Linked DNA regions of Homo sapiens: region 1 is linked to region 2. A link is a loop called in an ENCODE intact Hi-C map of the cell type or tissue named here. Cell type or tissue: A673. All regions are shown on one strand.

Region 1 (5,000 bases), 400 kb after region 2:
TGTAGTCTTGGGACACATGCTCAGAGGACAGGGCAGGGTGCTGAGGCAATCCCAGAGCAGTCCTGGGTCAGGGTGGACCCTGAAAAGGATACCTTCTGTTAGGGTCGTGCAGTGGACTGAATGTTTATGTCCCCCAAATTTGCGTGTTGAAACCCTAATCAGAATGTGATGGTATTGTGAGGTGGGGCTTTTAGGATGTAATTGTCATGAGGGTGGAGCCCTCCTGAATGGGATTAATGCCCTTATAAATGACCAGCAAGCTAGCTAGCTCTTTCCACCTTGTGAGGATACAACATTGCTGTCTGTAGACCAGGGTGAGACCCTTACCAAGAACCCAACCCTGCTGGACCTTGATAGTGGACTTCCCAGCCTCTGGAACTGTGAGAAATAAACGTTTAAGCCATCTGGTTTATGGTATTTTGTTATAGCAGTCTGAGCTAAGACAGGTCACCTACCTATCATCTGAGTTGTGTCCCTGTCACAAAACCCCATTGAGTTCAACTAAGACATTTTCCCTATAGGGTCCTTGGTTTAGAGGAAAGAGGAAATGCCTTCCTTCCTGGGCCAGTAGTGTCACCCTGGATGTCCTAAGCACAAGAGCAGAGTACACTCAAGTTTATGGAGAAATGCCAAGCCCTAGCCAAGCCTGCCCTGTGATGAGCACCCTCACACACCACATAACGTATACCCAGGTACCCTCTGGCATGGAAGCCATTATCCACATTTTCAAGCTGAGGAAACAAGCAGAAACTAAAGTCTACTTGATCTGAAAGTCAATCACCATGTGTCCCTTGGTCTGGGCAGAATTCCTTGGTCTGTGACACTTAACACCTGCTTTTTGTGTTCTCAGCAGCAGCCTGGGCATGGCCATGCGAGCTCCCAAAACACAGTTCCTCAGGCCCATCAAACCTCCCCAAACCCATCTCAAATCCCCCAGTATTCCTTCACCTCCTCAAAATGAGCCCTTCCCCCTCCCTGACTTTGCACAGGCTGTTCCCTTACCTGAGTGTTCACACTCCCTTTTTGCATGGCTGGTACCTTCTCAGTCCTCAGGTCCCAACTCACATCCCCTCCCCAGGGAGAATTCCCGTCTGCGTTTCTTCAGGGGCTTCTCCCTAATATTATTTTTTTTTTTTGAAGCTCTTACTTGTTTCCTTCAGGACAGTTACACTATCTGATAATATTTTGTTCCAGAATGTAAGTTCCTGATGACAGGCACCACCTCTGTCTTGTTTAGTGGGAATTACCCACTGGGATTACTTCTTGTTAAGAAGTTCTTTTAAACACAAAACAGGATGGCTAACAGCTTTCCAGTTTTCTTGCAGTGAAATGTCTTAAACCTCAAAGAATGTGGGCTCTGGATGGGCCCTCTGCAGAACCACAGAAAAGCATGGCATTGGTGAAGATTCTCCATTTCCCAATGAGGCAGAAACTGAAATATAAATGAGCTTCTGCCTCTAATCCTGATGATGATAATGATGATGGTGTGGTGGGGATGGTAGTGATGATAGAGGCACTGATGACAATTAAGTTGCCTTATTACATGCCAGGGACTTCACACATTATCTCCAACCCTTTGAACTACCCTGCATGATGGAGATATATACATACATTAGAAAACTATAATTCAAAAGATACCTGAAGTCATTCTATGTCTAAGATAGACAAATGTCACGTTGACACTGTTACAGCCTCATTCTCCCAGAGGTTTCGGTTACAATGTTCTCTAAAGAACCCATTAAAGGCCCAGCGCGGTGCCTCATGCCTGTAATCCCAGCACCTTGGGAGGCCGAGGCAGGTGGATCACAAGGTCAGGAGTTCAAGACCAGCCTGGCCAACTTGGTGAAACCCCGTCTCTACTAAAAATACAAAAAAAATATATTAGCCGGGTGTGGCGGCAGGTGCCTGTAATCCCGGCTACTCGGGAAGCTGAGGCAGAGAGAACTGTTTGAACCCCGGGAAGCGGAGGTTGCAGTGAGCCAAGATCACACTACTGCACTCCAGCCTGGGTGACAGAACAAGACTCTGTCTCCAAGAAAAACAAACAAACAAACAAACAAACAAAAAGAACATATTAAAACATACACACACATAAATACACCTCCATTTCTCCCACTCTCCTCATCCTTCACACTGGAACAATAATAAGCCTCCAAAACCATATTGAAATCAAATAGTAGATTTATTGGCTGTCTCTGTAATACAATGTGGTGAAAACATCTTAATTCAGGACATCTTCCACCTTGTTTTGGCTTCCAGTTGTACTGCAAGACCAGTGTCAGGCACATAGGCTGATTAATCAGTGGACAACAGAAGCAAACTGCTGCTGGGTTACATGTCTACGTGATCCATTCCACAGTTTTAGGAATTTTTTTTTTCTTTCATAGCATCTTCCTCTTTTCAAATTCCTTCAGAAACAGAAGAGAGAGAGAAGAGAGATGGAATGAATAAAGATAAAAGATCCAAATCACATTTAGGATCAAAATGATTTTGAAACCTATTATCTTTAGGATCCCCTGAACAATCAAATTACAGAAGAAAAATGTACCAGGATGAGGGTGTTTGAACACAGAATAACAGCTTTCAAAATCAGTCTGTGTCAGCCTGAATTTCACGAAACAGATGCAGAGCTTCAACTTTACATTTCCTAAATCCAGAAGCAGAGAGGGAGGTTTTGAATAATATTTATTTTTTCACAGCAGTATAATAACAATAATTTTGGGAGCTGAGAAACTTCATTATGCTTCTGTAGTGCTATATACATGAACCCTTCTAAGAAGGCAATGGAAACAGGTTTGCTCAGTTTCTCAGAGAATAAAGCTAAAGACAGATTGTTACAAGGATTTGAACAAAATGTCAAGAACCTTAGAAATACCTGAAACAAACAAATATCTTAAGCAAAGTAGTGTTTAAGGAAACAATACCAAAAATCATATTTTTCTAGATTGTAACAATTAGGATAAAATGTGTAGATCCCTGCTGCCACTTACTGGAAGAAAATGGTAACACACATCTCCAATGTGAATTTAAGCATTTGCTTTTCTCCTTACCCCACCTTCAAATAAAATTATTTCTCACTCTCACTAAGCACCTAGATTTCTTTCAAACACTTTGGCACATAGTGTTATATTCCAAGAGCAGGATCATGCAAAGATCAATAAAAAAAGGAGTCCACTTTATTTATCTCTAAGACAAGGGCAAAGAAGACCACCAAATCAGGATTTTGAAATTCTCTCTGAATGCTGTTCCCTTCTAGGAAACCAACTGGTACCTATTTTCAGCATGCTTAAGAGGAGATTTTTTGTTGTTTTTTGCTTTTTGTGTGTGTGTGGCAGGGGTATACCATCATAAAAATAATGAGGGAGAGAGAGCCTTAAATGATCACTCAAAGAGACAAGCTGAAAATCAGTGCAAAGAGATTACAAAAGACATCAAATTACTTAGAATATTTAAACCCATAATGTCCTATTAAAAAAGGAAAAGCAAAACAAACAAACAAAAAACCAAAAACAAACCAAAAAAATGGTTAACAATGGTATCACAACATAGCCAGGGCCAATCTCCCCATCCTCTTTAGATCTCCCTCCACCCAAACTCCTTCTTCATCCAATTTCCATTTCTTGTTACTCAGCCTCCAACCTCCTCTCCCTAGAAACAGAAACCCATGGGGTCAGGGTGGCTATATCCCAAAGGAAAAAACAAGTAACAAAACATAAAGCAGTTCTCTGCACAGCTACCTTCCAAACTCTCAAAATGGAAATCATGACACTTACGATCTTCAAGATGCTTTTTGTGTATGTTGTATCTTGCCACTTACAAAAATAAAAATCCCAATGTTTAAAGAAGAAAGCTTTAAAATAAGAACATTATTCCTGGTCATGCCTAATTAGGGCACTAGGACATCAATAGAGTTGATACAAACTATTAAGCTGCACATCAGAAAACCAATTAAGTCCCAGAAGCAAAGGCCATGATTTCCAGGTATCCAGTGTGGCCACACACAGAGAAAGCCTGCAACCTCAGAGCACCTGGGCCACTGTTGGAGCTCACCTTGTAGATCGTGGTTCCCAGCTGTGCAGGAGACATACTGACCACAACTCCTGCACTCTGAAGGGCAGAGATCTTCTCTTTAGCTCCACCTTTTCCTCCAGCAATAATTGCCCCGGCATGACCCATTCTTCTCCCAGGAGGAGCAGTTAAACCAGCAATGAAGGACACTACAGGCTTGGAATTTGGACCCTAGAAAGAAAGTAATATTTTAAATGCTCTAATGAAGAAGTCAATCAAAACGGGACCTCAAATTCATGACTCTGCTGGTAAATGGTAAATGGCTTGGGCAGGGGAAAGCCCACCATTCATCTTAGGAAAACCAACACAAATATTAAACCATGATTGAAACCACTGCATTCTCCTTTGAGTTAACTTTCCATACAAACTCAGGAATACAACACTGTGCCAATGTCCGTATCTGTTCAATATAAAACTTCCACTTCACAAATACACATGACGCTATCATTTGAAAAGTAAAAGAGCATACTGGAAAATATGATTTGCGATAATAATAATTTAAGACACAAGACTGGGTTGCTTTACTTCAACCTAATATTATGCCTTAATTCATTATTAGTTCACCCTTAATAAATGTGCTAAAAGAAAAAGATGAGGTGGGAAGTATACTGGAAAGGACCTAGGACTTAATTTTCTAGTAACAAAAGCTGCACGACCTTGGACAAGGCTTCTTGAGAACCAGACTTCTGCTTCCTCATCTATGAAATGAAATGGCCAAACTGGATTGATGCCCAAAAGCCCTTTCCACTCTGGAATTCTGTGTCTAAGAGGGAAGATCAGAATTGGTTTTATTCAGCAAAAATCCATTCTAATGTACAATCTCTATATACTAGATTCTGAGGTTTAAAAAAAAAAAAAAAGAAAATATAAAAATGTCTGTACTCTAGACATGCAAAGTAGTTGAAGAAATAATATAAAATATGTATATACCT
Region 2 (5,000 bases):
CTTATAAACACATACAAACATTTACTATCAGGCAAATACCAAAACATTCATGTGACATCCTCATTCTTTGTCATCATCGACAATCACAAGCATCTTTCATGAAAGTTTTATTCCAAAGCAAATGTGGATGGTACAGTAGATTGTCAGGAGATCCAGCTAAACTTGTAGTTATATAAGATGCCAAAATCTTCTGTTAAGTTTGGGGCAATAGACCAAATGAGTTCTAGATTGATTTTTGTGGTGCCACATAAAAGCTGCAATATTTTTAATCAATCATGTTTGGTCATTATTCATTTCACCAATGCAAGTATGATTTCTAATATCTCTTATGCTAATCAAAAACTGTCTAGTGCAGTGCTCCCCAAATTAATGTTTACAGAATCCTCTGGGGGTCTTGTTAAAATACAGACTCATAAGGTCTGGGTTGTGGACCTGAAATTCTGCATTTCTAATGTAGATGACAATGTCCTTGCTTCTAGTCTCTAGACCAGACTCTGAGTAGCAATAGGCTAGTGCATATTTAGACAGTGATATTGAAGTGCCTGCTTGAGCCTCCTCTGAGGTTTGTATTCCTGAGTAGGATCTTTAAAATGCTCACTTGCCTCTTTTGGAATGTAGATTTGAAAAGGATATGGCAAATGTTAAACAGTTATTTTGCCATAAACTTAATTTTCTCACACACATATCCAACGGCTTTTGCTGATGTATTTTAACTTTACTAATAGGCTTGCAACTAAAAGCGATGTTCCTTCTCATTGCTATTGGAACCATATATTAATTGACAATGCAATGTTTAGCATACATCAACATTAAACACAATAGGCTCCTTTGATAACAATGTGTGTTGTGTGTGCTACTTGCATCCAATCTAATTAGATGAGTTTTTATCCCAGCCAACTGAAGATTAATACATATACAGTATAATCTCTTAAAATATTGGTGCTTTGGTTTGTTAGTAAGAAACTACAATAGAATCTATTTCTGCCATTGGGCATATAATGACTCAAAAAATACAAATATACTACATGTTTATTAGACAGTATGAATCAGTTCAGTGGCAATGGACAAAGATACTAGAGATACTAGGAGCTAGGCTTCACAGAATGCGTGAGTGCTTCGATATGGGCTTGAGGAACAGCCACTCCTTGCATTTTGCTCTAATGGTTTACTTAAAGCCTAATATTTCCAATATCATTTTTTCTTAAATTCTCTTTTCTGAACATTTTGGGTTCTCTAGAAGGTATTGGTTTGGCAAGAAAGAAACTTGACAGATAAGTCACACTATTAGAGTCACTATTATAGCCCACTTTTATAGCTGCCGTGTAAGACACTAGAATTGTCCTAGGACTCAACTTTAATATATATGTCTGGATCCTGAGAGAAAAGATCAAAGAGAAAGTATGGCTGTTATTAATTCCCAAAGTGAACCATTCAAGATTATGTTAGGCTGCATGTAATTAATTGTAACCTTACTACTATGAATAAACCAAGGAGGGATTAATAAAAAATAGAGTGCTGCAGGGTTATATAATTCCTGAGGGCCTTCTTCATATTGCAGCCCTTAGGATTCTGCTACAGCCCTTAGAATTGGTCCAACTGTAGCTACAGTGTGGACGGAGCCCCTTCCATGTGGTAATGTTGAGATAAGCAGGCAGTTAAGGCTGGTATGGCTTCTGAGTTCCATTTTCCTGCTCTGCCATCCTTAGAACATGCTTTTCTTCTGATTGCAAAGGTGAGCCCTGCAACCCCAGGAACTCTGTCCACATTTTCAATAGTAATATAGCAGAAGGGCAATCAATAGAGAGGCTTTTCCTCTAAAGTCTTTGACTTTGGGACTGGGGAAGGGACAACCTGTCCAGGAATTGTTTGCCTATATTGCACGGCTAGAACTGAATTACATTGCCTCCTGTAGCTGCAAGGAAATCTGGGAAATAAGTATGGGATTACCCACAGGAAAATCAGGATTCTATTAGTAATGAACAGGGGAGTAGGAATATCAGATAGCAACTGGCAGTGTTTACTATACCCAGTAACTTGAATTCAGACATTCTCCCAAGAGACTGAGGATGAGGAGGGCCTGAAGAATATGCACCCATACCCAGTCTAGAATGCTCTAATTTACCATCTATTATCTTATGTATTTTATGTATTTGTTTTATATGTCTCTTTCCCACTTGAAAGCAAGTTTGATGTAAGCAGGATTTTTTTTTCCTTTTTGGTTAAATTCTGTATTTCCCAATTCTTAGAACAGTGACTGGTACAAAGGAGGTAAATAATATTTGTTACATGAGGAAACGAATAGTCATCCCAGCCAGGGAATAAGTAGATCTGAGCTCTACCTAGCAATAGGTGGAAATGAAATAAGGGAGGAGATAAATATGAGCTGCTAAGATGTCCATGTTTACTTCATTGTGAAACTCTAGAATTTTAAAAAGAAACTTTCAAAAACGGATCCATGGATTAGTTGCATAGCATCGCAGCTAACACTAAAGGGTTCTACAGGGACTTCATAGTTTAAAAAAAGAAAAAATCAGGAAGTAGAACTACAAACGACAAAACTTTTCCTAAAACCCATGATGCTTAGAGAGCAATTCCTTACAAGAGAGCTCCAGCAAAACATACAGATTTAGAACTTGCCACCAGGAGGAGCTACTGAGAGATCCTACTTTTCCAAAGGTGTCATTAGAAGAAGCAGATGTCCTCCAGGCAAAAAGACAATTTGATTTGGAGATTTCTGCAGTTCTTTGCTATTCCCAAGTGATCACTTTCACAGGAGAAGAACACTGGCTCTAATTTCCTATTTTGCATGAGTAGGGAGACTTTAGGGGTTAATATCCATTATGTATTATATGTTGCTGAAAAGAGAATATAACTTTTTCACTGGCAAAAATAGTGTGAGGGTCAGTGAGGCCAGGTGCAAGAAGGCCTTGGAGGGAAAAAGAAAGTTAGAAACACTAGGCAAAGATTTCTTGTGTAGTTAGATGCACGTTAGCAATTTGGCCCCTTTTCGGAGCATAGGAAGAGTCCAGACAAGTGACTGAAGAAGTAAACAAACAGTATGCTAAGGCCGGGCGCAGTGGCTCACGCCTGTAATCCTAGCACTTTGGGAGGCTAAGGCAGGCAGATCACGAGGTCAGGAGATTGAGACCAGCCTGGCTATCATGGTGAAACCCCATCTCTACTAAAAATACAAAAATTAGCCGGGCATGGTGGCAGGTGTCTATAATCCCAGCAACTCGGGAGGCTGAGGAACGAGAATCTCTTGAACCCAGGAGGTGGAGGTTGAAGTGAACGGAGATTACACCACTACACTCCAGCCTCGGTGACAGAGCGAAACTCCATCTCAAAGAAAAAAAAAAGAAAAAAAGAAAAAAAAAAGGAAAAAGAAAGAAAGAAAATGTATGCTAAGCTACTTACAGATAGAGTATGAGATCTGGCCACGTAAAGATCTACTGGGTGAAAATGATTGAAATCAAAATCTTCAATAATGAGAATGATCTAGTAACTATTCATAACTGATACTAATAATTACCTCAATTTTGCTCTGGGAATTACCTTAAATTAATCAGTTGCAAAGATACGAGTTACAAGGGCAAACAATAAAAATTAAAATATCTACCTTCTTATTATTGATGATTGAATGGAAAATGCTATACAGACACTCTGGGATCTCACCTGAGTTGATATTTAGGGATTAACATATATTAATTATTTTATATACATACACATATCAATATCTTAATTAATATATATTCTATTTAAATGTCTTAACTGTGCAATTTTATTGCCCAAATAAGATATTATTTGATAATATTTTATAAAATCAGGATATACATCTAAAGTGCACTTAACATTTTCTCAACAGATAGACAAGATGCATATTTTCTGCTTCTAGGTACTCAGAAACTGAAGCAGAAGTAAATTATATGCATAAAATATAGAAAGGTCAACATTGTAGATATAAAATCAGAGGTATAGATATAAAATTGGAGAGACGACATTTTGCAGTTTGATGCATCTTAGAGTCAGAGAAAACCACGTTTAAATCCCTGAGATACCATTTACCCACTGTGTGATTGCAGGCAATGTACTGCATACACCTAAAATTCAGTTTTCTGATCTATAAAATGAAGATCTGAATATCTTTTATTCTGGTGACAAGTGATTTAGTGGGAAAAATCAAAGATGCCAAGCACACAACCACTTCTTGATAATTGTCAGTTATGAAACCTAATACATATGGACGTTGAATTGAGAGAGTAAAACAAAGTCATTACCATCAGCTTTTCTACTTCAGAACAGGAAATTTTTTAAGTAGGAGACGGGATGGGCAATGAAAACTCTTCTGCCTGGAATTATTTCTCCATTTGGCCCTGGTAAGGCTTAGGAATCCTGATATTAAGATTTCATTTGAATTAAGACAATCAAACTTTATTTTAAAATTCACGTTTGGTATCTGTGGTAAGCAGAATATTGGGCTCCAAAGGCATCTACATCCAAATTGCCAGGATCTATAAATATGTTCTTACAGGGCAAAAGGGATTGTGCAGATATAATTAAATTAAGGATCCTGAGATGGAAAGATTATCCTGGATTATCCAGTTGGTACAAATCCAGACCTTAAAATTGGAGAATTTTTCCAGTCTGGGTCAGAAAGATGAGACAGAAGAAGAAAGAGAGATTTAAAGCATTGATGGGCTCAATGTGCCATTGCTGGCTCTGAAGATGGAGGAAGGAGGGAAACACTGGCAGCCACTATCAGCCAGCAAGAAAACAAGGATCTCAGTCCTATACCCACAGGAATCAAATTCTGCTAAGGACTGGAATGAATAGGAAACAGACCAACCCTTAGGGCCTCTAAAAAGACCACAATCCTACCAATACCTTGATTTTAGCCCAATGAGACCCATGTCACACTTCTGACCTACAGAACTGTGAAATAATAAAATGTGTGTTGTTTAAGCTGTACATAGCAAGGAATTTGTCCTTACGCAAAGATA

The links. Hi-C counts contacts between places; a loop is a spot of excess contacts. Peaks named below come from ENCODE experiments on the same cell type or tissue, not always from the same donor. Only the 100,000 strongest peaks of a DNase experiment are listed, where the experiment ranks them.
Region 1: it touches region 2 in a loop (12-fold over the local background); 10 of 110 quality-filtered maps call a loop at or near these places.

Annotation. Positions count from the first base shown.
Region 1 is chr2:84,421,365-84,426,364 of GRCh38, forward strand. It overlaps SUCLG1 (succinate-CoA ligase GDP/ADP-forming subunit alpha), which reads right to left. Exons shown (of 9, transcript NM_003849.4): 8 at 4,051-4,239; 9 at 2,164-2,408. The coding sequence ends at 2,382. Among named protein-coding and RNA genes, the nearest start is that of SUCLG1, 35 kb to the right of the region's middle. In A673, a CTCF peak has its summit at 2,987; no DNase peak of the experiment used is centred here.
Region 2 is chr2:84,020,376-84,025,375 of GRCh38, forward strand. No RefSeq gene overlaps it. Among named protein-coding and RNA genes, the nearest start is that of SUCLG1, 440 kb to the right of the region's middle. In A673, a CTCF peak has its summit at 2,633 (motif pointing right); a DNase peak (open chromatin) is centred at 2,666.